Linked DNA regions of Homo sapiens: region 2 is linked to region 1. Evidence: read pairs that join two places in POLR2A ChIA-PET (ENCODE). Cell type or tissue: PC-3. All regions are shown on one strand. Each heading gives the region's core, and the rest is flanking DNA. Links, peaks and the distances in the headings are about the cores only.

Region 1 (11,683 bases), core at 1,451-6,450:
GTGCAGTGGCACGATCATAGCTCACTGCAGCCTCAAATTCCTGGGCTCGAGTGATCCTCCTACCTCAGCTTCCTGAGTAGCTGAGCTGCAGGCATGTATCACCATGCCTGGCTCATTTTAACATTTCTTTCATAGAGATGGCAGTCTGACTGTATTGCCCAGGTTGGTCTGGAGCTCCTGGCCTCAGTGCCTTGGGAGGCCAAAGTGGGTGATCACTTGAGCCCAGGAGTTCAATTCCATTTAGACAACATAGGGAGACCCTGTCCCTATTTAAAAAAAAAAAAAGCAAAAACGCTTTTCTTTTTTTTTTTTTTTTTTTTTTTTTTTTTTTTGAGGCAGAGTCTTCTTGCTCTGTCGCCCAGGCTGGAGTGCAGTGGTGCAATCTCAACTCACCGCAACCTCCACCTCCCAGGTTCCAGCAATTCTTCTGCTTCAGCCTCCCCAGTAGCTGGGATTACAGGCACGCACCACCACACCTGGCTAATTTTTGTATTTTTAATAGAGATGGGGTTTCACCATGTTGGTCTGGCAGGTCTCGAACTCGTGACCTTGTGATCTGCCCTCCTTGGCCTCTCAAAGTGCTGGGATTACAGGCTTGAGCCACTGTGCCCAGCCTAAAAAAAAAAAAAAAAAAAAAAAAAACCTTTTTTAAAAAAAAGAGAGTGGATACATGGATGTTTAGTTACAGGGTGCACACTGCCCAAATGACAGGGGGCCCATGTGTTCTTTGATACACTTCTGTTTGTGCTTCTGATACATGGGCACCTCCAGCACAAGAACCCTGGGCAACCCTCCCTGCCTATTCTAAGGGCAAACTGCTCTCTGAGTGTATTAGTTTACATGGGCTGCCACAAAAAAAATGCCGTAGACTGGGCGGCTTACACAACAGAAACTTCTTGTCTCACAGCTCTGGAGGCTGGAAGTCCAAGATCAAGGTGTTGACCAGGTTGGTTTCTCCTGGGGCCTTTCTCCTTGGCTTGTAGATGGCTGCGTTCTCTCTGACATGGTCTTTCCTCCGGCCACATGCATACCTGGTGTCTTTTCCTGTCTTCTTTTTTCTATTATTTATTTATTTATTTTATTTAATTAATTAATTTATTTATTTTTGAGATGGAATCTCCCTCTGTCACCCAGGCTGAAGTGCAGTGGCACAATCTCGACTCACTGCAAGCTCCGCCTCCCGGGTTCACGCCATTCTCCTGCCTCAGCCTCCCGAGTAGCTGGGACTACAGGTGCCTGCCACCACACCTGGCTAATTTTTTGTATTTTTAGTAGAGACGAGGTTTCACTGTTAGCCAGAATGGTCTCGATCTCCTGACCTCATGATCCTCCCGCTTCAGCCTCCCAAAGTGCTGGGATTACAGGCATAAGCCACAGCACCCCGCCTATTTATTTATTTTTTTTGAGACAGGGTCTTGCTCTGTCGCCTAGCTTGGAGTACGCAATGGCATGACCATAGCTCACTGCAGCCTCGACCTCCCCAGGCTCAAGTAATCCTTCCACCTCAGCCTCCCAGGTAGCTGGTATTACAGCCATGCACCACCACGTCTGGCTGAGTTTTTTTTACATTTTTTTGTAGAGATGGGTTTTTGCTGTGTTGCCCAGGCTGGTCTCCAACTCCTGGGCTCAAGTGATCCTCCCACCTCAGCCTCCCAAAGTGCTGGGATTACAGGAATGAGCCACCGCACCCAGCCAAGAGCCACTTGTTAACCCCTAGCCGGCACATCAGTGGCCTCGCCATAGGACACCCTCCTGCGGGTCTTTACGATCACCTTTGCTTGACTTGAATCCCTGTCATGGTTGCGTGACTTTAATTCAGCATTAGGCAAATAAGGAGACCAAGTAGGTTAAAAGTCATTTGACTCTCCCTAGTTCTCTGCCAATCAAAGGCTGTGTGCCTCATTCTGGATGATAGCCGACTTTATCTGCATAATGATGTGTGGTATATCATTAATGCAAATGATACATCAATTACCAAACTGGGCAATGATGAGATATCATGATGGACAATTGGCTGTCTTTCCAAATGCCTTTGTGCAAAGTCCTTACCTGTTGTTGCCTCTAAACCTGTGTAACTCAGGGACAGCTCACCAGCTGCCAACAGAGCCTTGAGCCACCACCCATTTTTGGAGGGGGTGCGGAAACCACCCAATATGGTAAAAACGTGCTAACACATTTAAGTCTAACAAATTAACACTTTTAATGTACATAATTTATACAGCTATATAATGATGCTATGCACAAAATAATTACAGCAGGATTGATAAAAAGTACACAGCAGATAGTGAGATTCGGGAATGAAATACCATTTTAAAATTGTATTATGAACATTTTTTTTCCAAGCTCATTAGTATTCATGCCTTCCTTTCGAGGTAAGTTTTATTCGACAATGACTTGCAGATCACTTTTGATGTGTCAGACACTGCTGTAAGCACTTTATAAGTAATAACTCTTTAAGCTTTATCTAATTTTAGAATATTTTTATCACCCACAAAAGAAACTCTACCCGTTAGTTGTCATTCCCCATCCATTCCCCCTGGTAACCACTAATCTACTTCCTGCTTCTATGGATTTGCCTGTTCTGGGCTTTTTTGTTTTTATTTTTGGTAGAGACAGGGTCGTGCTATGTTGCCCAGGCTGGTCTTGAACTCCTGGCCTCAAGTGATCCTCCCTCCTTGGTCTCCCACAATGCTGGGATTACAGGCAGGAGCCACTGCATTCAGCTGATTCTTGACATTTTATATAAATGAAATCATACAATAGGTTGCTTTTGGTGATTGGCTTAATCTATCCTTATTCCCATTTTGTGGATGAGGAGACAGAAACAGAGAAGATAAGGACCTTGGCCAAGGTCACATAGCTAGTAAGTGACAGAAGCAGGGTTCACACTCAGGTAGCCTGGCTCCGGCATCCTTGCTAAGTATCAGAGTCAAAACCGAATAACGTCAAAAGTGTACATTGAGGCCCGTCTCATGCCTCGGTGCCTCATGCCTGTAATCCCAGCACTTTGGGAGGCTGAGGTGGGAAGATCACTTGAGACCAAGAGTTCAAGACTGCCCTGGGCAACATAGCAAGGCCCCATCTCTACAGAAAAAAAAAAAAAAAAAAAAAATTAGCCGGCATGGCTGCGCACACCTGTAGTCCCAGCTACTCAGGAGGCTGAGGCAGGAGGATTGTGATCACTTGAGCCTAAGAGATCAAGGCTGTAGTGAGCCATGATTGAACCACTGCACTCCAGCCTAGGCAACAGAGCAAGATCCTGTCTCAACAACAACAAAGTATACGTTAAAAGCTTTTTGCGAAGATGAGGTGTGGACCAAATTGCTCCTGGATACCCCTCAGGTGAGAGACCCTGTTAAGGTTTGCTTTCTGGTGAGATCGGGGCTGGGGAGTAGGGTGAAGAGCAGAGGTGGAGAACAAGCTCTACCCTGAAGTTAATAGTTGCTGAGTAAACCTTTGTCCTTAGAGAAGATAGACTCAATACAATTACATGTATTTTAAAACAGTAATATTAAAAATTAGCTGGGCATGGTGGCACATGCCTGTGGTCCCAGCTACTCAGGAGGCTGAGGTGGGAGGATCCCTTGAGCCCCAGTGGTAGAGGCTGCAGTGAGCCACGATCACACCACTGCACTCCAGCCTGGGTGACACAGCAAGACCCTATCTTAAAAACAAAAAGAAAAAATTTAAAAAAGAAAAGAATTGTAAGTTTCTGGGGACCACGGGCTTCTCTTGCGCAGGGCACATGTTCTGCTCACATCTGCTCCTTACCAATTCTTTGACAATTATTTCAACACACACAGGAAGTGCCCGTGATGTGTCAGGTTATGTTCCAGGGAGGCACCAGGGTAAACAAGAAGATGACTTGTTAGACTTCTAGGACAAGGAGAGCCCAGGCCGCTGTGGAAAACTCTACCTGCCTCAGCCACTCTGCTGGCCACACGACTTTTGCCCCAAGCCCATAAAACCGAGGGAGTCACCTGCTGCGTCAGTTTCTACCAGGCCAGCTGGAACAGGCTGGGCGAGTTGGTGCCAGACTGGCACATGGGCAGGTAGGGCAGGGCCCGTTGTCTTCCCAGGGATTAATCAGCTCATGCAGCGTCATCCTCTGTCCCTTCCTTGGCATTGGACCAGAACGGGGACTGGAGCCTTCCAGCAAAGGGAGTCCTTGGGGAGCTCCTCCAGCAAGACCCGCCTGGGACTCTCCACCACCCCATGCAATGCCACCCTGTCTCATCCACGTATCTCAGTGAGGGGCAGCGGGAAAGAGGAATAGGGGGAGCTTTTTCTCTGTCTGTCTGATTGTAAGCCCCTACTTCAAGATACTCTAAGGAGTCGCTTCTACCTTCCCCAAATCGCTGGGGAGCAAACGCTCCATGTGACCCTATAAGGTGAGAAGTGAGGAAGTGACTCCCCTGTAACCCAGCAGTCCAGAATCCCGGGTCCAAGGTCACCCAAATCAACCATCTCATCACTGTTTGCAGTTGCTCTCTGGGTCTGCCTTTGGCTTCTTTTTGGGTTCAGAGCCCAGCAGGAAGCCAGGCCTCACCAGCAGGCCCCCACTCCCACTGCTGGGGGGCCTAGGCTGGGAGGCCCCAGGGAACTTCCTGCACCTCCCTCTGCCACACCTGCTTGTACCTGAAATTGTTTATTAGGGCGGTTCCAACAGCCACCAACAGGCTTGGCCGGAATTTGTGGTTCTTTCTGTGTAACACTCAATGGCTTTATTATTTAATAGCAGAAGGAGTTGTGGCTACTTATTTAATTGCCAAACTTTGTTAGAAATGGGGCTTTTCGCTGGGCATGGTGGCTCACGCCTGTAATCCCAGCACTTTGGGAGGCCAAGGTGGGCAGATCACGAGGTCAGGGGATCAAGACCATCCTGGCTAACACAGTGAAACATTGCCTCTACTAAAAATACAAACAATTAGCTGGGCATGGTGGTACATGCCTGTAATCCCAGCTACTCGGGAGGCTGAGGCAGGAGAATCGCTTCAACCCGGGAGGCGGAGTTTGCAGTGAGCTGAGATCGCGCCACTGCACTCCAGCCTGGACAACAGAGCGAGACTCCGTCTCAAAAACAAACAAACAAACAAAACAAACAAACAGAAATGGGGCTTTTCGCTGGGTGCGGTGGCTCATGCCTGTAATCCCAGCACTTTGGGAGGCCAAGGCAGGTGGATCACCCGAGGTCAGGAGTTCAAGACCAGCCTGTCCAACATGGTGAAACCTTGTCTCTACCAAAAATACAAAAATTAGCCGGCTGTGGTGGCGGGCATCTGTAATCCTAGCTACTTGGGAGGCTGAGGCAGGAGAATCACTTGAACCCGAGAGGTGGAGGTTGCAGTGAGCTGAGATCGCGCCACTGCACTCCAGCCTGGGTGACAGAATGAGACTCCTTCTCAAAAAAAAAAAAAAAAGAAAGAAATTGGGCTTTTCACTGCCCCTTGTACACCCAGGTTGTAATCACAACCCACAACTCATCTGCTAAGAGGGCAAGCGTGTTTGCCCTTCTCTGATTCCCCATGAATAAGCCATAAACAATTGCAGACTTGGTTCAGGATGCCTGGACAGCTGTGTGTCCCAGGTGGCTCGCAGGCATCTCCTGTGAGGTATGACATCGCTCCCCTGAATAAGTCCTCTGAGGGTGGAGCTGTGCCCATTTTACCCATGCAGGAATCAGAGTGCCTCTGTTTTCCTGTGGGTGATGCCAAGAAGACTAGGGCAGTATTTGATCATCAGCAGGAAGGATGGGCTTTTGAGGAAGCCAGCCTTCTGCTACTGACTTCATTTGGGCCTTGAGGTTATTAGTTTCTCTCTCTGCATCTATTTCCTCTTGGGGGAAATTGACCAACCCCATCTGCTCACCTAGTAACCAAGTACCCCTATTTTTCTAAGAAAAAGAGAATGAGTAATTATTTATTATTTTTTCCTCTTTTCTGTTTCCCCTGTTCCTCATTTCCTACTTAGCCCTTTAGAAATGCAATCATACCTTGACCGGGCACGATGGCTCACACCTGTAATCTCAGCACTTTGGGAGGCCGAGACAGGTGGATCACTTGAGGCCAGGAGTTTGAGGCCAGCCTTGCCAACATGGCAAGACCCCATCTCTACTAAAAATACAAAAGTTAGCCAGGCGTGGTGGCACATGCCTGTAATCCCAGCTACTGGGGAGGCTGAAGCACCAGAATGGCTTGAACCCAGGAGGCAAAGGTTGCAGTGAGCCAAGATCGCACCACTGCACTCCAGCCTAGGAGACAGAGCAAGACCTTATCCCTCCCCTGCCACACACAAAAAGGAATGACATGATAACCTTTTACCTCCCCTTCACCAGACACTCCCTGCAGGGCAAGCTTATCTAACTATGTGCTTAGAAACTCCAGCGTGGAACTCACTCCCATTAGATTGCCTTGAGAGACAACGGTCTATTTACAACCCAAAGTATGCCCACTATGAAACTCTCTCCCCACTGGATAGTTTCAGCCACTCTGAAGACTGAAACTCTCTCCCACCTGGAGAGTTTACAACCTAGTTCTGCTCATGAAGGTGCTAGCTTGACTGCCCAGTAAATAAGGCACCAAACAAATTTGGGCAGACCCCCACCTGCTCACTTTCTCCCCTGCATGCCATTCATGCCAGACCCCCGCTTTAAAAGTGCACACTTTCTGCTCCAAAAGCGAAGTGGTACCCTTAAGCCAGGAAGCCTGCACTTCTTCCCACAAACTAGCTTTAAAATAAAAAGCCACCAGACCTCGCGCTTGTTAATGGAATTTTGCAAGTGGCGAGTGACTGAACCTGTGATTCGGTTACAACCTCTCTTCTGGAAGGGCTGAGGCTCCGTCCAGCTCAGGCAGATGGATGGAGACCCAGGGAAAGGACAGATCAGAGGGGGCTTCGGCACAGAGGCCAATACCAGAAGATAAAACAACTCAGCTATCTCTTAGCTGGAAAATGGGGACTTCTTTGCCCCTAGGAGGTATCAGGTGACAAAAAATATGTGGGACATCTCTGGGCAGCCCTGGAAACAGCCTCTGTTCTCCTCTGCTGGTGGCATTTATGTGGGTCTTGCTTGACGACCCCCCGATTCCTTGGAGAACAACCATTTGTGATTTTTCTTCTTACCGAGGTGGCTAAGAAATGGAAAATTTGTGAGCTAATAATTCTCACAGAGAAAAATGATTGCAAACTCTTTCACGCTACAAAAAAAAAAAAAAAAAGTGGGGGGGATTTCAAAGAAAAGAATGGGACCAGGTGTGGAGGCTCACATCCATAATCCCAGCACTTTGGGAGGCTGAGGTAGGAGGATCACTTGAGCCCAGAAGTTTGAGACTGACCTGGACAATATAGAAAGACCTATCTCTACAAAAAATTTAAAAATTAACCAGTCATGGTGGTGTGCACCTGTAGTCCCAGCTACTCGGGAGGCTGAGATGGGAGGATTGCTTGAGCCCAGGAGGTTGAGGCTGCAGTGAACCCTGATCATACCACCGCACTCCAGCCTGGGTGACAGAGTGAGACTGTCTCAAAAAAAAAAAAAAAAAAAAAAAAGAGAAAAGAAAATAAAAAGAAAAAAGGGGGGAGGCCTCAGGCTTTTTTTTTTTGTTTGCTATTTTATTATTTTTTATTATACATATTTAAGGTGTACAACATGACGTTTTGATATACATATAATCAGTCAAATGGTTACTATATCCAAGTAAATGAACGTATTCATCATTTTACATAGTTACCCATTTGTGTGTTTGGCAAGAGCAACCTAAAATCTATTCTTTTAGCAAAAATCCCAAATACAATATGATATTGTGAACTACAGTTCTTATGGTGTACATTTGATCTCTGTCTGGTGGGAGAACGGGTAGTGAATGGTGACTCTCTGGAGAGGCTGTCCATGGGAGCCAGAGACCTGGCCAGAGAGCTGGGGTCCGGCAGTGTCAGCTGCTATGTCCCCAGAAAGGCCTGATTGTGCAGTACAGGCCCTGAGCACAGAAACTCCAATGCAGGCCGGGCATGGTGGCCCACGCCTGTAATCCCAGCACTTTGGGAGGCTGAGGTGGGCGGATCACGGGGTCAGGAGATCGAGACCATCCTGGCTAACACGGTGAAACCCCATCTCTACTAAAAATACAAAAAATTAGCCGGGCGTGGTGGCGGGCGCCTGTAGTCCCAGCTATTCGGGAGGCTGAGGCAGGAGAATGGCGTGAACCCGGGAGGCGGAGGTTGCAGTGAGCCAAGACCGTGCCACTGCACTCCAGCCTGGGTGACACAGTGAGACTCTGTCTCGAAAAAAAAAAAAAAAAGAAACTCCAATGCAGCCATGAGGTCAAGACCATGTGAAATGAGCTGGGCGTGGTAGCTCACGCCTATAATCCTAACACTTTGGGAGGCCGACATGTGCAGATCACTTGAGGTCAGGGGTTTGAGACCAGCCTGGCCAACTTAGTGAAACCCCATCTCTGCTAAAAATACAAAAATTAGCCAGGCATGGTGGCGCGTGCCTGTAATCCCAGCTACTCTGGAGGCTGAGGCAGGAGAATCACTTGAACCCAGGAGGCAGAGGTTGCAGTGAGCTGAGATTGTGCCAAAACACCCCAGCCTGGGTGACGGAGAGAGACTCTGTTTCAAAATATATATTCATATATATATTTATATATATATGAATATATATATTCATATATATATTTATATATATATTTATATATATTCATATATATATTTATATATATATTCATATATATTTAACGTAAAATGTACATTTCAGAGAGGCATAAATAGCAGAGAATCACATCTTGGTGAGGTTGGACAAGGTTGGAAAACATAAGGAAGGTGAGAGTATTCCAGCCAGAGGACAGAGGTCAAAGGCTGTAAAAAGCAGGAAAGCAGGAACCATGCAAATGTGACCCAACCAGGAGTGACCGTGTGAACAAGACAAAATGCCCATGTGACCGTATTAGTAAAAGGAGGTCGTGTGATCTCATACTCATATGCATATTTATACTCACGCATATTCATAAACTGGAAGGAAATCACCAAAACATTAGAATACTGACGGTGATGGTCTCTAAATGATAGCACCGTGGATGTTTCTTCTTTTCTTTTTTTCAAAGGTTCTCATTTTTTTGTAATGAACCTCAATTATTTAATAGGCAAAAGGGAGGACTGTTGTTTGCGTGTCTGTTTTTATGTTTACGTTGGCAGATGTTCTTTTTTTTTCTTCTTTTTTTGAGCAGAGTTTTGCTATTGTTGCGAAAAGCGAAGTCCAGCCAGGCTGGAGTGCAATGGCACGATCTCAGCTCACCACAATCTCCGCCTTCCAGGTTCAAGCAATTCTCCTGCCTCAGCCTCCTGAGTAGCTGGGATTACAGGCATGCGCCACCACCATGCGACCGGCTAATTTTGTATTTTTTTTAGTAGAGATAGGGTTTCTCCATGTTGGTCAGGCTGGTCTTGAACTTCCAACCTCAGGTGATCCGCCCGTCTCGGCCTCCCAAAGTGCTGGGATTACAGGTGTGAGCCACCGCGCTTGGCCTACGTTGGCAGATTTTCCAGGTGAGAATTTCAACTCAGAGCAATATCATGTCAAGGACAGAGTCTTTGTCACAGGGATGGCTTCACAGTTAGAAAATCATTAGTGGGATGCGGTGGCTTACACCTGTAATCTCAGCACTTTGGGAGGCTGAGGTGGGAGGATGGCTTGAGCTCAGGAGGTCAAGGCTGCAGTGAGCTGTGATCACGCCACTGCAGTCCAGCCTGGGCAACAGAGGGAGACCCTGTCTCATGCATGCAAAAAAGGAAATCATTAAGAGTTTTCCAAAACATGCTCTACATAATGAAAAATATTCCAGATGGCACTAGGCAATAATATTCATTTCTAAACATTTATATTCATGGAGCTTAGACACTGCTGCTCCTAGTTGAGCCAGTCCATGTTTTCCTTCACACCTTGGGCACTGGTTGCTTAATTATTCACTGTTATCCTCACCAACTCACTGAATCTGCTGCCTGCTGGGAGGTGTTAAAAAAAAGCCCTTTTTTAGAGAGATAATTGAATCGGCTGAGGGAAGTGGAGTGTTTTATTTTTAGTGGGGATGGTTGGCTACATTCCATGTATTCTTTTTTAAAATCTTACTTGAAGGATTGTTGCTGTCTGGTGATGGCATATAGCTTTTCCATTTTGCTATTCTGCCTTGTTTCTGAGCAAGGTATAGACACACGGAGATAGAATTCTATTTGTCGCATCTTTATTCCAATCTGGGTGTGCACTTCTGTGTTCAGAAGGCAGCTGAGGTCATTAGACAGCAAAAACTCCTATGCAATTTTGGACTAGGTAAGAGGAGTTGCACCTTTCCACAAGTCAGGTTTGCTGGCTCAGGGGAGCCATGTCTCCAGGCCATCAGCTCATGCAGGTTAGGGAGTCAGGTGGCTCTTTCCTAGGAGAACAGGTGCAGAAAGGGTCGGCTAGTTTTTTCCTCTGTATTGATTACAATTATCAACGAATCGACTGAATTGATGAGATATTTTGGCACTATGTTACTTGCCTTTAGTCCTGCTAATAGGACCCAGCAGAGAGCTTTTGAAGACACTGAGCTCAGAGCGAGCAGACTTTAAAAATTGTTATTATGGTAAAATATGCATAACATACAATTTACCATTTTAACCATTTTTTTATTAAATTTTTTTTCTCTTTTTTTTTTGAGATGGAGTTTCACTCTTGTTGCCTAGGCTGGAGTGCAATGATGCGATCTCAGCTCACTGCAACGTCTGCCTCCCAGGTTCAAGTGATTCTCCTGCCTCAGCCTCCTGTGTAGCTGGGATTACAGGTATGTGCCACCACGCCCGGCTAATTTTGTATTTTTAGTAGAGACGGGGTTTCTCCATGTTGGCCAGGCTGGTCTTGAACTCTCGACCTCAGGTGATTCACCCCCCCTTGGCCTCCCAAAGTGCTGGGATTACAGACATGAGCTACCGTGCCCGGCCTTTTTTTTTTTTTTTTGAGATGGTTTCTTACTCTATCACCAGGCTGGAGTGCAGTGGTGTGATCTCGGCTCACTGCAACCTCCACCTCCAGAGTTCAAGCAATTCTCCTGCCTCAGCCTCCCGAGTAGCTGGGATTACAGGCACGCGCCACCACACCCGGCTAATTTTTGTATGCTTAGTAGAGACGGGGTTTCACCATGTTGGCCAGGCTGGTCTCGAACTCTTGACCTCGTGATCTGCCCACCTCAGCCTCCCAAAGTGCTAGGATTACAGGCATAAGCCACGTGCCCAACCCCAAAATTTTTCTTCAAGAGATGGAGTCCCGCTATGTTGTCCAGGCTGGTCTCAAACTCCTGGGCTCAAGCAATCCTCCCATCTAGGTTTCCCAAAATACTGGGATTACAGGTGTGAGCCACCGTGCCTGGCCCATTTCAATAATATTAAGTGTACAGTTTAGTGGCATTAAGCATATTCACATGATCGTGCAACCACCACCACCATCTAGCTCCAGAACTTTTTTGTCTTCCCAAACTGAGAATCTCTCCCATGGAATTCTCACACCCCTTTTACCCCATCCCCTAGCCCCTGGTAATCACCATTCTACTTTCTGTCTCTATAAACTGGACCAATCGTGGAACCTCATTTAACTGGAATCATAAGGTGTTTGTCTTTTTTGTGACCAGATGTATTTGCCACATTTTGTTTATCC
Region 2 (15,986 bases), core at 4,274-9,273, 98 kb before region 1:
GGAGGATCACTTGAGCCAGGAGTTCAAGAACAGCCTGGGCAACATACTGAGACCCTGTCTCTACATTTTTTTTTAAATAAAAATAAATAAATAAACAATATGAAAAGAATTTACAAGGACCCTAAAGCCAACTCAACACCCGAAACATTTCTACACCTTCATCACTGCCAACCACATTAAGTAGTTCAGCTCATGGTGACATCATGGTGAAAGAGGAAATGAAGAAACATAATATTTGGCCCACGAATTTTTTTGTGTTTTGGGGACACCTCACAGTGAAGACGAAACAGAACAGGCGGAATGTGAGGCTACCAACCATCTATCAGAGTAGGGCTGCTCCAGCTGGGGCTTCGGGAGTTTTGTGTCTCTCTCTCTAATGACTTGGTTGAGGACATCTAAGTTGGAAAGGTTTGAATACGGCTGTGCGGCATTGTCAAAAAGCTCCCAAAGTGTCACACCCAGAGACCTGTTGGAAAAAGAAAATGGCTGTTTCTCTCTCCCTTTAGATGTCAAATTTTTAACACTCATACTTGTTACATAGCCAGTAATTTTAAGGACAAGGTGTGTATTGAAAAGATTATTAATAGGATCTTTGTTGTTGTTGTTGTTGTTTTAAGACAGAGTCTCACTGTCGCCCAGGCTGGAGTGCAATGGTGTGATCTCCACTCACTGCAACCTCTGCCTCCCGGGTTCAAGTGATTCTCCTGCCTCAGCCTCCCAAGTAACTGGGATTACAGGCACAAGCCATCATGCCCTGCCAATTTTTATAATTTTAGTAGAGATAGGGTTTCACCACGTTGGCCAGGCTGCTCTCAAAGTCCTGACCTCAGGTGATCCACCTGCCTTGGCCTTCCAAAGTGCTGAGATTACAGGCGTGAGCCACCACAACCAGCCAAGATTGTTCTTTAATCTGAAACCAATAATCAACAGCACAATAGCAAAAAAAGAGGCATTTCTGTTAAAATGAGGAAGACCATGCCTCCTATTTGCTACTGAATACCACCCTAGAAGTTTTGGCCAATGAAAAAAGTACAAAACAGAGATAATAGGTGTAATTATGTGGATGAGATGACTATCAACTTTTAAGTACTCAATAAATTATTGGAAAGACCATCAGAATGTTCTAAAAATTTGGCAGAATTGCTGGAAACAAGATAAATACCCTGAATTCTGATTTTTTTTTTTTGGTAGAAAAATACACCTATTAACAACATTAGTAAACACCAGAAACCATCTAAAAGGAATCTTTACATGGGCAAGACGATATCCTCTCTGTGAGACCCACAAGTTTGGTTTGAGTTACTCCTCAGTATCGTGGGTTTTGCTGCTATTCTGAAGGGATCCCCCATCACGCTGGCAGCTGTGTGCCAGGAGAGACCCTGAGGGCTGCCTCACCACAGCAGGAACGCCCTTCTCAGTCCCAGCCCAATCCTCTCTCACACTGCGGTGCTCTGTCCCCATGGAAACAGCCTCTGCTGGCTTCCTGGGTCAGAGGAGCTGCCTCTCATTTCCTCCACGAGGTCTCTGCATTTCCTCCCCACCACGCACTGCCTCCATCCCGCATTTGTGTCTATTTACTGCAATGTTCCCGAACGTGACTCTCATCTGTGTCCTCTGGGAAGCCGTGAACACACACACTGCTAGGTCAGATCCACCCCTAAAGGATGCTTAGTTGGTAGATCCAGGTGTGGCCTAGAAAACTCACGTTTTAAAAAGTTCCCCAGTGATTCTGATGTCCAGCTAACCCTCCACGACACGCCCCAAACAACAAAGAAGCAACTACATTTTGACAAAAATCACTAAAGGAGAGCACCAGAGCCCATCAAAGGAGTAACAGGTACTCAGGAGATTCAGGACAGCCACAGCGAGAGCGGAAGGAAACGCCTGGCCTCCACCACCCCATCCCTGGCAGGCGCAGCCAGGAACCAGGAGCAACTTTCTCTTCCAGGTAAGGGCAAGTAAGAGGATCTCACTGTGGACCCCTACATCCTCACACTGCTCACCGTGGACACTACAGTCCTCACACTGGGGTCGCCTGGGGTCCTCACAGGCAGTAAGCCCAGCTGAAGAATTCAATAAATGAAATAAAAAGAAATACAGAACTTCAACAACAGACTCAAGCAGAAGAACCTCTCAACTTGAAGAAAGGTTGTTTGAAATCACCCAGTCAGAGGGAAAAAGACAGAAGAATGAAAAGGAGTGAAGGGAGGCTTCAGGGCTTATGGGAGACTACAGTGCAAACAAATACACACATTATGGGAGTTACAGAAATAAAAGAGCTAGGAGAAGGCAGAGAAAGGCTATTTAAGGAAAGAACAGCTTAAAAACTTCCCAAGTCTTGGGAGAGATACAGACATCCAGATCCAGGAAGCTCAAAGGTCCTTAAAATACAATCAACCCCAAAAGGTCATTTCAGAGGCACATTATAGTCAAATTGTCAAAAGCCAAAGACAAAGATAAAAATTCTAAAAACAGCCAGAGAAAAGCATTAAGTCACATAGGAGGGAAGCAGAGAATAGGATGGTATACTCAAAGTACTGAAATTGGCAGCCAAGAACACTATGCCCTGCAAAGATATCCTTCGGAAATGAAGGAGGGTTGGGCGCGATGGCTCATGACTATAATCCCAGCACTCTAGGAGACTAAGGCATGAGGATTGCTTGGGGCCAGGAGTTCAAGACCAGCCTGGGCAACACAGCATGACCTCGTCTCTACTAAAAAAATATATATAATAATAACTTTTTTTAAAAAATGGAGAAATAAAGTCTTTCCCAGATAAGCAAAAACTGAAGGAATTCATCATTATGAGACATGCCTTAAGAGAAATGGTCCAGGAGTCCTGTATCTGGAAGCTAAAGGAGGATAACCATCAACATGAAAAAACACAGAAGTATCAGACTCACGATACACTAGGTAGAGCAGATACACAAGGGGGAAAGAAAAAGGAAGAAAACCTCATCACTCGTGGAAGATAAAAAGGTTGATCTCATAGAAGTAGAGAGTAGAAGAGTGATTACTTGAGGCAGGGAAGGGGAGGGAGAGGAGGAATAGTGAGAAGCTGACTAACGAATACAAAATTTCGGCTGGGAAGGAGGAATAAGATCTAGTGTTCTAAAGCACTGAAGGGTGACTATAATTAACAACAAATTTTTGTATATTTTCAAACAGCTCTAAGAGCGGCTTTTGAATGTTCCCAAAAACAAAAAGAAAAAATGATACATGTCTGGAGTGAAGGGGATACTAGTTACCCTGATTTGATCATCACACACTGTATATAGGTATCAAAATATTACACTGGGCCAGGTGCGGTGGCTCACGCCTGTAATCCCAGTACTTTGGGAGGACGAGGCAGGCGGATCACTTGAGTTCAGGAGTTCGAGACCAGCCATGGCAAAACTCCATCTCTACTAAAAGTACAAAAATGGTGTGGTAGTACATATTGGTAATCCCAATTACTCGGGAGGCTGAGGCACAAGAATTACTTGAACCAGGGAGGTGGACACTGCAGTGAGCCGTGAGCCGAGACTACACCACTGTACTCCAGCCTGGGCGACAGTGAGACTCTATCTCAAAACAACAACAACAACAACAACAACAAAAACATATATATATATCACTGTACCCCATAAATATGTCCAATTATATGCATCAATGAAAAAAATAATAAAAGCAAAAAAATTGTTTTAAAGAAATCAATCCAAAAGAAAGCAAGGAGAGAAAAAAAAAAGCAGGACAACAGCACATAAAACATAGCTATAAATTAAGAAGGCTGTGACAGAAATTGTTAGTCAAAGTTTTAGGTGCATCTTTTTAGCTCCCATTAAACTGACTCCTATAAATCATAGTATAAACATGATAGTCCACACCCCTTTCAGTTTCTTCTTTCACTTCAATAAATACATATTAAATATCTATTACATGTCAGGCCCTGTGGGAGGCACAGAATATGAAACAGACTTGGTTCCTGCTTTTCTAAAGGAAAATGGGTAGCAGGGGCAGTATTCAAAACGTTAACTCCATCACCACAATTGTGATAATTACTATTTGTGTCTTTTAAACTGTCTTTTTCACACCATCAGATACTCTTTTGTTCCTACATCTTATACAACTACTTTCCTTTAAGGAAGTACTCAAAGAGGAAGAAGTTAGGACTTTGCCAAAGAAATGACTAATAAAACGGTAAGCCAATACGTACCAGATATTACTATACTTAGTCTGATCTGCAGTTAGCAGTCTGTCTTGAAAGCTGGTTACTAATTCTGGAGCAGTCCATCGCAGAGGGAAAACTTTTTTATCATCTGTTTCAATATAATCCTCCTGTTTTGTTAGAAAGCACACAGAATTTTGAATAGAATTATACTTTTGGTGAGTTCAAGAATTTAAATCCATGGTATTCTCAGAAAACATATACCCAATCCAAAAACCAGGTCAGAAAAAAAAGCAGGCATGAAGAGTGACTTTCTGGGCAGAAAGTGGGTAAGGAGTTTTGCTGAAGCCTCCTGGGCTTCATGACCTCATCTGCGAGCCATGAACGCTTGCTAAGTCATCCTTCTTGGATAAGAAAGTACGCTGTGTCTGATGCATATAACATAGACTCTGAGCAAAACACTAAAACAATATATACTGGGACTTATGCGCTGAACAGTGAAGCCAGTTAGGGAGCAAGACTGTAGGCTTTAGACTCTGACAGACCGGGGTTTGAAGTCCTCATTCTACCATTTACCAGCTATGTGATTCTACGCAAGCAACAACTTTGTGAAGTTTTTTCCTGATCTGTGAAGTGAGGAGAACACAAACCTCCCCTCTGCGGTGAGGATTAAATGAGATGATGCAGGCCGGGCTCGGTGGCTCACGCCTGCAATCCCAGCACTTTGGAAGGCTGAGGTGGGCGGATCACAAAGTCAGGAGTTCGAGACCAGCCTGGCCAACAGGGTGAAACCCGTCTCCACTAAAAATACAAAAATTAGCTGGGCGTGGTGGAGGGACCCTGTAGTCCCAGTTACTCGGAAGGCTAAGGCAGGAGAATCGCTTGAACCCGGGAGGCGGAGGTTGCAGTGAGCCGAGATCGCGCCACTGCACTCCAGCCAGGGTGACAGCGAGACCCCATCTCAAAAAAAGAAAAAAAAAAAAAAGAGATGATGCAGGATACAGGCAGGTGCTAAGTGCCTGACATCTAGCAAGTGCTCGAGACACTAGAGCTACTATGTAGACAAATAACCAATTTCTATTTGCATAATATTTTTTGAAAATATTACCCGTTTGGTCCTCACAAGAACTCCGAAAAACAGAACAGATCTTATCCGTATGTTGCTGCTCAGAAAGCGGAGGTCAAGGCTGGGTGGGGTGACTCACACCTGTAATCCTAGTACTCTGGGAGGCCAAGGCAGGCAAGTTGCTTGAACCCAGGAGTTTAAGAACAGCCTGGGCAATATAGCAAGACTCCGTTTAAAAAAAAAAAAAAGAAAGGAAAAGAAAATGGAGGTCAAGTGGCTTATCCGAGGTCTCCTGACAGCCCGGAGCTGGGACAGTCCCATTCTCTGCCCCAGAACGCTCTACCTCATTCACTGGGGCTACACAGACACACACAAATGGAAACTTCATTGACTTCTTCACTTATTTCCTTTAGAATATATTCATGACAGAGTTAAAAAAACCTAGATCCCCAGGTTACTGAACATGAGCTGAAATTTTACTGACCACGTAATGGAGAAACATTTATATGATATGTATATTTTATCATAACAGGTAATAATAACTACTGTTGCTCATGTGTTCACTCTAAAATTTATTATGCACCATCAGACTACATCATTTACAGTGTTTATAAATATTTTTAAACGAAACTTTTGGAAAGCTGTTGCAAAACCTCGGATGCAAAGCCGCAGACTTACACAAGCCACACGCCAGAAGCCTAGACCACATTAAAATGACTGCTGCAAATCCCTCTCCAGAAAGCCTAGCGACTAAGATTCTTATACAAACAGTGGGGCATTTGGTGACATTACAACTTCACAATTCAAATTAAATCAGACTGAAAACATTTAAACCTCTGGCTTACCTTGTACCTGCTGAATCCTATTCCGTAATCTCCCACTTTCACATTTAAGTCGGAGGTGAGAAAACAATTCCGCAGGGCTAAATCACTGAAAACAGAGGGAAGTGAACATGGCAAGAAGAATCAACAACCAGGATCATGCTGTATGGAAATGCCACAGAAATGGGCTTTCTCTCGGGATCCGAGTAAGTATATTGAGCTCTCTGCTTAAGAATTAACCTCTCAAAATTCTTTTTCATAGTAGAAGTATTACATATGTCATCAATCACTTAAATAATAAAGATGATCACACTTTTAGGCAAGTAACTAGCTCAGGTTAAATACTGACCATATCTGTACCACGTTCTACATTAAAACCGGATGTATGGCTTGTTTCCTTGTATTTTCTTTTCTTTTCTTTTTTTTTCTCATTCAATTTAGAAGTTTATTTTGCCAAGGTTAAGGACGTGCCTGTGACACAGCCTCAGGAGGTCCTGACGACATGTGTCCAAGGTGGTCAGGCTACAGTTCAATTTTATACATTTTAGGAAGACATAAGACATCAATCAACACATGTAAGATGTACAATGGCTCAGTCAAAAAAGGCAGAACAACTCAAACACTCTAAGTGGAGGCTTTCAGCTCATAGGTATGTTAGAGTAGGTAGTTAGGCAGATATGGACAGGGCAGGAGAGCACCCCCACACACATACCCCCAACCCGTTGCCCCCAGGACTGTCAGGCGACAATAAAGTGATGGTCAGGTGGTTGTTAAACTGTCTCTCTAAAATGATAAGTGGTCACAGCCAGCACCAGGAAAAGACAGTCTCCTAACAGACAGAAAACACTCGGAACTGGTGTTATCCTCTTCTCAAAGACCTCAAACAGGCACACTAAGAGGCAAAATGGCCTCTTATACGACCTCCCACTGGGAACGCTCGACAGGTTAAGGAAAAAACTCCTCAAGTGAACACGTGCACAACTTCAGCAAACCCCAGAACCATAACAATGTACAAAACCCCAAGTCAAGGGTTGAACAGGGCACTTGGATCTTGCAAGTCACCCGCTTGGCCCTTCTAAGTGTACTGCTTCCTTTCACTCCTGCTCTAAAACTTTCAAACAAATTCTCACTCCTGTTCTTAAAACTTGCCTCAGTCTCTCCCTCTGCCTGAAACCAACTACTGCCTCTCAGCAAAATTCTTTCCTCCAAGGAGGCAAGAATCAAGTTGTTGCAGACCCAGATAGATTCACCACTGCTAACAGGTGGATTCAAAGATTTTCCGATTAGCAACCTGTCAAACTAGTTTACCTAAAGACCAGAAACCCACTTGGGCATGGTGGCTCACACCTGTAATCCCAGCATCTTGGGAGGCTAAGGCAGGCGGATCACTCGAGGCTAGGAGTTCAAGACCAGCCTGGCCAACACGGCAAAATCCTGTTTCTACTGAAAATACAAAAAAGCTGGAGTGAGGCCAGATCATGGTGGATCACACTTGTAATCCCAGTACTCTGGGAGGCTGAGGCAGGTGGAACACATGAGGTCATAAGTTCAAGACCAGCCTGGCCAACATGGTGAAATCCCATCTCTATTAAAAATACAAAAAAATTAACCAGGCATGGTGGTGCATGCCTGTAATCCCAGCCACTCAGGAGACTGAGGCACGAGAATCATGTGACCCCCAGAGGCGGAGGCTGCAATAAGCCGAGATCGCACTACTGCAATCCAGCCTGGGTACTCAAAAAATAAAAAATAAAAATAAATAAAAAATACACACCTGAAATTCCATATAAGGGAGTGTCTGGGTTAAGATAAGGGGTTGTAGAGACCATGGTTCTTATTATGCAGATGAAGACTCCAGGTAGCAGGCTTCAGAAAGAATAGATTGTAAATGTTTCTTATGAGACTTAAAATGATGAAAGACTCAAATAATTCTCTCCAGGATCAGAGAAAAGACCTAGAAAGGGAAAGGCATTCTCTACAGAATGTAAGATTTTGCCTCTAAGAGACAGTTTTGCAGGGCCATTTTTAAATATGTCAAAGGAATATATTTGGGGGCAAAATACTTCAATTTCTTACAGGGCCTGCTATCTGTCATGTGATGCTTTACTTTAGTCAGGCTGGAATATGGTGTCTTATTGCTACAAAAAGTCGTAAGATCTCTGTTTTAATGTTAATGCTGGTCAGTTGTGCCTGAATTCCAAAGGGAGAGTATAATGGGGAATCTGATCGCCCCCTCCCCATCATGTCCTGAACTGTGAGATGTCCTTGGCTGAGAGGATGAGTTCATTCAGACAATTGGAAAGCTTAAAGTTTTATTTTTAGTTTACATTTCTTCCATATTTCAGCTATTGTGAATGATGCTGGTATGAACATGGGTGTACAAATTATCTCTTTAAGACCCTGTTTTCAACCATTTTGGGGATATGCCCATAAGTGGCATCACTGCATCACATGGAAATTCTATTTTCAATATTTATGAGGAGCCACCATACTGCTTCCCACTGTGACTATACCATTTTACCTTCCCACCAACAGAGCACAAGGGTTCCAATTTTTCCACGTCCTCACCAAAACATATTATTGTTTGATGTTGATAGTAGCCATCCTAATGGGTGTAAGGTGGTATTTCATTATGGGAAATTGACTTGGATTTTCCTAATGATCACTGATGCTGGGCATCTTTTGGTGTACCTATTGCCATTTGTATATTTCCTTTGGAGAAGGAAATACACACTTTCCTTCATTTTCTAATCAAGCTGTTTGTTTTGTTGTTGAGTTGCACGAATTCTCCATATATGCTTTATATAACCCTTTTCAGATATATAATTTGCAAATACTTTCTCCATTTGGTGGTTATCTTTTCACCCTATTGATAGTGTCTTTTGATTAACAAAGTTTAAACATTTTCATGTAGTCTTCTATGTTGTTGTTGCTTGTGCCTTTGATGTCATACCCAATAAATAACTGCTGAATAAATCACTGTCATAAAGTTTTTTCCTTATTTTCTTCTAAGACTTTTATAGTTTTGCATCTTACATTTAGGTCTTTGATCCATTTTGAGTTAATTTTTGTATATGGTGTTAGTTAAGGGTTCAACTTCATTTTTTGCATGTGGATATCCCATTTTCCCAGCAGCATTTGTTGAAAACACTATCCTTTCTCCATTGAATAGTCCTGGTACTCTTGTTAAAAATCATTTGACCGGCTGGGTGCAGTGGCTCACAACTGTAATCCCAGCACTTTGGGAGGCCAAGGCAGGCAGATCACAAGGTCAAGAGATGGAGACCTTCCTGGCCAACATGGTGAAACCCAATCTCTACTAAAAATACAAAAATTAGCCGGGCATGATGGTGGGTGCCTGTAATTCCAGCTACTGGGGAGGCTGAGGCAGGAGAATCGCTTGAACCCAGGAGGCGGAGGTTGCAGTGAGCTGAGATCGTGCCACTGCACTCCAGCCTGGCAACAGAGCGAGGCTCCATCTCAAGAAAAAAGAAAAAAGAAAAAAATCATTTGACCATATATATGAAGTTTTATTTCTGGGCTCTCTCTTCTATTTCATTGGTCTATATGTCTTCCTTATGCTAGTACAACACTGTTTTGATTACTGTAGCTTTGTAGTAAGTTTTAAAATCAGAAAAGGTGAGTCTTCTAGCTTTGTTCTTCTGTTTCAAGACTGTATTGTATTGAGTATTTGAGGTCCCTTCAGAATCCATATGAATTTTAGGATATGCTTTTCTATATCTGTAATCCCAGCTACCTGGGAGGCCTAGGAGGGAGGATCCCTTGAGTCCTTGAGATGGAGGCTACAATGGGCTATGATTGCACCACTATTCCAGCCTGGATGGCAGGGTGAGAGCCCATCTCTTTGGGGAGAACTTTACCGGTCCACAAATCTAGTTGACATGTGAAAATGCATGTTCTTGTTATAGATCATAAATGACTTAGGCTCAGTACAATAGAGTTCTCCAAACACAAGTCTTGGTTTGCAAACAGAAGTTGAAGAGGAATCAAGAAACACAAGCTAAGTTCTCCCTCAACTGAGCTGCTGGAAAAACAGCATCTCCAGATTTTCTTTCAGGCTTTGAGAATTTTTCTCCCATTCCACACTTTTATCTTGATACTGATATCACTGTGGCGCAGAAGGGCTCCGCAGAAGGGCTCCCCAGCTCCTATTCCCTGAATCCTCCTCCTCCTCCCCTCCTCTTTCTCTCTCTCTCTCCCTCAGTCTGCCGGGCGCTCACGGAACCGGAACCAGCTGGGCCCGGCCCGACCTGAAAGAGTGTTTCCTTGTATTTTCAGAGTGACTAAGAAGGAACTCTAAAATGCTATTAGCAAAATTGGTGAATTTTTTTTACAGCTTGTATTACTTGAGTAATAGTCTAGTAATAGTCTGTTATAAGTAAATATTAATATAATTTATAACTTCAAGCACCCAAAAATAATCCACATTATTAAAAATGTTTATTTTTCCCCTTTCTCAAAGATATGCAAGCGTTGTAGTCAGGCCCTTTCCAAATTACTTTCATGACTTCCAAACTCTCTACTTCTCCACAAGGGAGGTAAAGAGCATATTTCAAGACACAGAACAATTATAGAATTTATTTTAAGAAACAGTTAATTTTCAAAAACACACAATTTGACAAGTAAAAACTACTTTTTCTAAAGGAACTTTCCACACAGACAACAGATTAAGTTTTTTGGCTTTTGGCTTTAACCCTTAGAGTCTTTATAATCACCAACTGGTATACGAATAAAAAAGCCATTAAATTAAAATAGAAAAGGAGGCCTAATTTATAGTTTTAAGTTGTAAACTGAAGATATCAAAGCTGAATTTCCATAGTGCAAAATGTATGTCTTTACAGAAAGGCAAAAGACCAAAAACTTAAACTATCACATTCATATTTTCAAAGATTTTAATTTCCAAAGCTCACATGTCTGAAATACAAGGATAATGGAGATGATGACAGCAACGGCTAACACCGATATAATTCGGTAACAGCTTGATACATAACATTGATTCAATAACATAATCATGGCTAATATTCAAAAAATACTTACTTCACAAGAGGCATTTTATGTTTTCTCTAAGTGTTTAATCTTCACCACAAACCTGTGAGGTGGGTACTATTATTTTCCTCATTAACAAATATGGACACTGAGGCAGAGAATTGAAGTGACTTCGCTAGGGCCACAAAGCTAGCAAGGTAGTGTTCGGTAATATGTTTGTGTTTTCACCGTCAATAACTCTCAACGATGATGCAGTGACACTTGGAGCTGCTGTTCCAAGCACGCAGCTGGTCCTCAATGTGGATTCCAGTTAGCTACCTCACATCACTTGCCACACTCTTTGTGCTTACAAGTGATTTTCTGCACTCCATCCAGAAGCCTTCAGGCCTGCTGAACTGCCTGGGAAAAACCTTGGGACACCTGTGACTCCACTGTTATGAACAACAAAGAATCTTCTAATTGTAAGAAGAATGTTGGTCCCCATTTCTTGGAATTAAGCAAGGGAGAGAGGGAGGGAGGGAGAAAGGGAGGGAGGGAGAAAGGGAGGGAGGGAGAGAGGGAAGGAGGGAGAGAGGGAGGAGGAACATGCCATATGAGGACAGAAAAGTGAAAATGCTTTAAGTAAGGCTGCTCTATCCACTGGGCCAACAGCTGCGACTGCAGAGATACAGGTTTTGCCAACAGAGGCTCCGTCACTGGGCACCACCAACGACCACCTCTAGGGTCTATAAACAGACCCTGTGAACCTTCCCGACATCTCCCTCCTGAGACCAGAACAAGGAGCTGGATGCCAGCATCCCAACAAGGGCAAGCACGCATCCTGCTAGGCCAGGGGCAGCAGCCTGAGGCTAGCTTGGGCGATGTCGAGCTCAGGCATTTCCTGGATGGCAGGATGACTGTCCCAGTCCCTCCCTCCTCTTCTCTCTCCATACTAACATTCCACGTAGGTCTTTGGATACTTGAAATGCAAAGGCTTGGTAAAAGATGAACAATTACGCCTGCAGAAGGTCCTTGGCTCTCATTATAAAACTCGAAAGCAAGCAACTGGTGTTCCCAGGGGAAAAGGCAATGCTTCTCATGACCTGAAACCCAGAGGTGGTGAGGAAGCAAACAGTGGCAGGACTGGGTCCTGCCCCACTCCTCCCCAAGTGCCCAGGCTCCACAATGCAGTGGGAGGGAGCCCTGGGCAGTCAGGAGGCCAGGAGCTCATCTCAGTTCCACTGCTGCAAGACCATGTGATGCTGGGCTGGTCACATGCATAGCAGAGGAGCCTCAGTTTCCTCACGAAACAACAGGTTGCACTTGAAATGGTTAACTCACAAGGCTGTTGCAAGGGTAACACTGAAAAATACATGAAATGTTTTGAAAACATAAAAGTGCTGTACAGATTCAAAGTAATGATACAATTTGGGCCAAAGTTGGTAAAAATAAATATTATCTGAAGCCCAATAACGTGCAAAGCTAAAGAAAAACACACAGGTGTCACTTCTTAACAACAGAGGGAACTCTTGACGTCAATGGCTGCTTTTGTCAGGAAATGCAAACACACAGCCAGTCTGCTCTCCCTTCAAGTTGAAAAACAGGTCCAGGGATGAGGCTACCAGTGGCACCAGCCCCGCCCGGCTCTCAGAAGGCTCTGGCAGCGTCGCCTGAGCTTGGCAGCACTTGCTGTGACTGAGACCACAGTAACCATGAGACTCAGGGCCGCATGAGCAGAGCGATCGACAGAAAGTGGGAGCTCGCGGTTCTGAAGGGTTCCCACCCCGATTCACAAGGAAGTACCACTGCTTGCTGCTCACTCACGCTAGGACTAGTTTGCGCGTCTTCGGGGTTCTCCAATGCAAACTCAACACGCAGGAGGCATTTTCAAAATAATCCACACCTCTATTATGTGAACTACTTATGCTTTCCCGAGTAATCTGGATTCCTGATAAGAAGAGTTCACAGACAGGAAGCAAAATACCGGAAAGTTACTGAATATTCTTCTAGCAGCTTGGCATACTTTATCTCCATCTTGACAACAGCACTCCAGGGCTTTAAAGACGATCCCCATTTTATAGAAGAGATAGAGCTCCGAAGGATGAAATAACCAGGCTTATACTGGTAAAGCTGATGAGAGGTGAATGAAAACTTCAATTCCAAAGCCTCCCTCTGCTCGTCACGTCATTCTGACTCTGGCAGCCACAAAGACTTAAGCTTCCGAAGGGACTCTGCACTTAACACTCTAAGATGGGATGGAGACGTACCAGGAGAGGATTAAAACAAGAGGATTCCGATAAAGCACACAGAGGCAACTTTATACTAGAGTTTTGACAGTGTTTGCCCTGCTTATTAGGTCAGTCTTTGCTAGCTGGGCAATGGTACATTTACTGAGTGCCTGCTGTGTGTATCTCAGGCACCTGCTAGGATTTGGGTACACAGAGTTCTTCCACAGGGTGTGAAATTCTTATTACACCCTAGGGAAAACGCCTCTGGCTGGAATAGGGTCCACCACTGATGGTGCATATGTATAGTCCCAGCTACCTGCGAGGCTGAGACAAGAGGATTGCTTGAGCCTGGGAAGTCAAGGCCAAGCAAGTGAGCCATGATCGTGCCACTGCACTCACTCAAGCCTGGGTGACAGAGCGAGACCCTGTCTCAAAAAAATAAAAAATAAATAAAAACCCTGTTCAGATTCGAATGGGAATTCTTTGAGTGAACTGGCATTTTTGTGTGGCCTCCCCACCATAAATCATGGTGCATCTTTCCATGTGTCCACATGTTATTTTACATTCTTCAATAAGATTTCATAGTTTTCTTCATACAGTCCTGTGTCTTTCTCACATAATATATACCCAGATAATTTATAATTTTGGCATTATTCAGAATAAAATGGTTTTTATCCACCTTCACTACTGGGTACATAATTACACCTGTACAGAGAAAAACTACTGACTTATGTATACTGTCTTATAAAAAGCCACAACAAATTCTTTTATGAATTCTAATTTTTTAAAAGCACAGTTTCTTGGTTTTTCTAAACATCCAACACCATGGCACCAGTAAAGAAGGGCAATGTTCTCTTCTTTTCCAATGATTGTGTGGTGTAGCTCGGTGGTTAACAGTGTGAAATCTGGAGGCAGACGGTGTAGCTTTGAATCCCAGCTCTGCTGGCTTCCAGTTGCACGACCCTGAACAAGTCAGTATACCTGTCTGTGCCTGCGTCTCCTGACCTGTAACACAGACGGGAAAACCAGCACTACCACTTAAGAGTTGGTGTAAAGTAGCTGGCATGTGGGAAGCATTCAGTAAATCATTATTATTATTGAGATGGAGTCTCGCTCTGTCATGCAGGCTGGAGTGCAGTGGTGCGATCTCAGCTCACTGCAACCTCTGCCTCCCGGGTTCAAGCGATTCTCCTGCCTCAGCCTCCCAAGTAGCTGGGATTACAGGCATGTGCCACCACGCCTGGCTAATTTTTTTGTATTTTTAGTAGAGATGGGATTTCACCATGTTGGCCAGGCTGGTCTCAAACTCCTGACCTCAAGTGATCTGCCCACCTCGGCCTCCCAAAGTGCTGAGATTACAGGTGTGAGCCACTGTGCCTGGCCTATTATTATTTTTTTCTTTTTTCCCCCTTATTTCTTGGGCCTATTATTTTTAAACTGATAATTTTATAGTTTGTGTTTGTATTAGCTAGTACCTCCAAAGAAATGTTGGAAGGTAACAGAAATAGTGGGCATCTCTGCCTGGTTTCTCATTTAATTGAAAGGACTTTATTATTTTGCCATTTAGCAATAGCATGATATTGCTATTAAGTTTTGGTAAAGTTTTGAGTCTTAGTCCATATGATATTTAAGTTGTATCTTTCCTTTCCTGTCGGAAGAAATGTTTCCCATCAGAGGAGAATATGTTTACATAGTCTATGTAAACACAGAATAGCTGCTGAATTATACTAAATGATGTTTCTGCAATCTATTGCTATAATGTATTTCTCCTCTTTTATTCTGTCAATGGAATGAATTATGTAGACATATTTTTATAATACACATCTACCCTTATAGTCCTAGAATAAGTCTTAATTGTTTTATTCACACACTGCTACATGCAGTTTGCTAGTATTTGTGTCTATGTTCATTCAGGAGAATCGTCAATAATTTCTTTATGTCATCTTTTGCTATTAAGCTTGTGTTGGATTCATGATATGAGTTATAGAAATTTCCGTCTTCTTTATGGTCCGGAATAGTTTAAATACACTGGAGCCACCTGTTCATTAAAGGTCAGACAGAGGACACCCATGAAACCCTCTGGACCTCGAGCCTTTTAAAATGAAAGCTCTTTAATCACCTTCCCAGTGTAGCTACTCGGCTGATTACAGTCTTTCCATCTCTTCTTGGGTTGTAGCTGCAGTCAAACTGGTTCCTTTCCCTTGAAGCCTTCCTCATTTCTGTGTGACATACATCATGGGAGATACAAAGGTCAGGAAGATACAATCCCTGCCTTCAGCAAGTCTTCCATGTAGAAAGGGAAATAAGGAAACTTCATGGACACCCACCATATATGAATTCCGGTTTGGTTTTCGTTTAGGTAGTGCCTTCTCTTTCTAAACCAGCCTAAGCTGAGGTGCAATAGTGATTAAACATGCACGCACGTGCACACACAAAGCTCTGGGCATGCCATCCTACTGCCTACAGAACACAGCCTGAAGGCCTTATCTTGGCACTCAGGCCCTCTGTAATTTGGTTTCAAGCTGTGTCTCTATTCTTATCTCCCACTATCTTCTCTCCTGCGTCTTCTTTTCTGGTAACACTGGACTATCTGACATTTCCCTAAACTCCCTTTCTTTCTCTTCCTCCTACCATATACATCATCTTGCTACTCCCTTCTCCAGAAATTCTGAATGTCCTCCAGCCTTCAACTGATGCCCATTCTTCAAGGATCACTAAAACGCCACCTCCTTCCAAAA

Evidence for each region. Peaks named below come from ENCODE experiments on the same cell type or tissue, not always from the same donor. Only the 100,000 strongest peaks of a DNase experiment are listed, where the experiment ranks them.
Region 2: POLR2A ChIA-PET joins it to region 1 with 5 read pairs; 1 of 35 experiments calls an interaction of 5 or more read pairs at or near these places.

Annotation. Positions count from the first base shown.
Region 1 is chr7:98,078,752-98,090,434 of GRCh38, reverse strand. No RefSeq gene overlaps it. Among named protein-coding and RNA genes, the nearest start is that of LMTK2, 22 kb to the left of the region's middle. In PC-3, for the core only: no CTCF peak of the experiment used is centred there; DNase peaks (open chromatin) are centred at 3,984 and 4,654; H3K4me3 peaks cover 512 bases; H3K27ac peaks cover 2,808 bases.
Region 2 is chr7:98,175,208-98,191,193 of GRCh38, reverse strand. It overlaps LMTK2 (lemur tyrosine kinase 2), which reads right to left. Exons shown (of 14, transcript NM_014916.4): 8 at 6,059-6,143; 9 at 4,196-4,317; 10 at 317-466. Among named protein-coding and RNA genes, the nearest start is that of BHLHA15, 28 kb to the left of the region's middle. In PC-3, for the core only: no CTCF peak of the experiment used is centred there; no DNase peak of the experiment used is centred there; H3K27ac peaks cover 552 bases.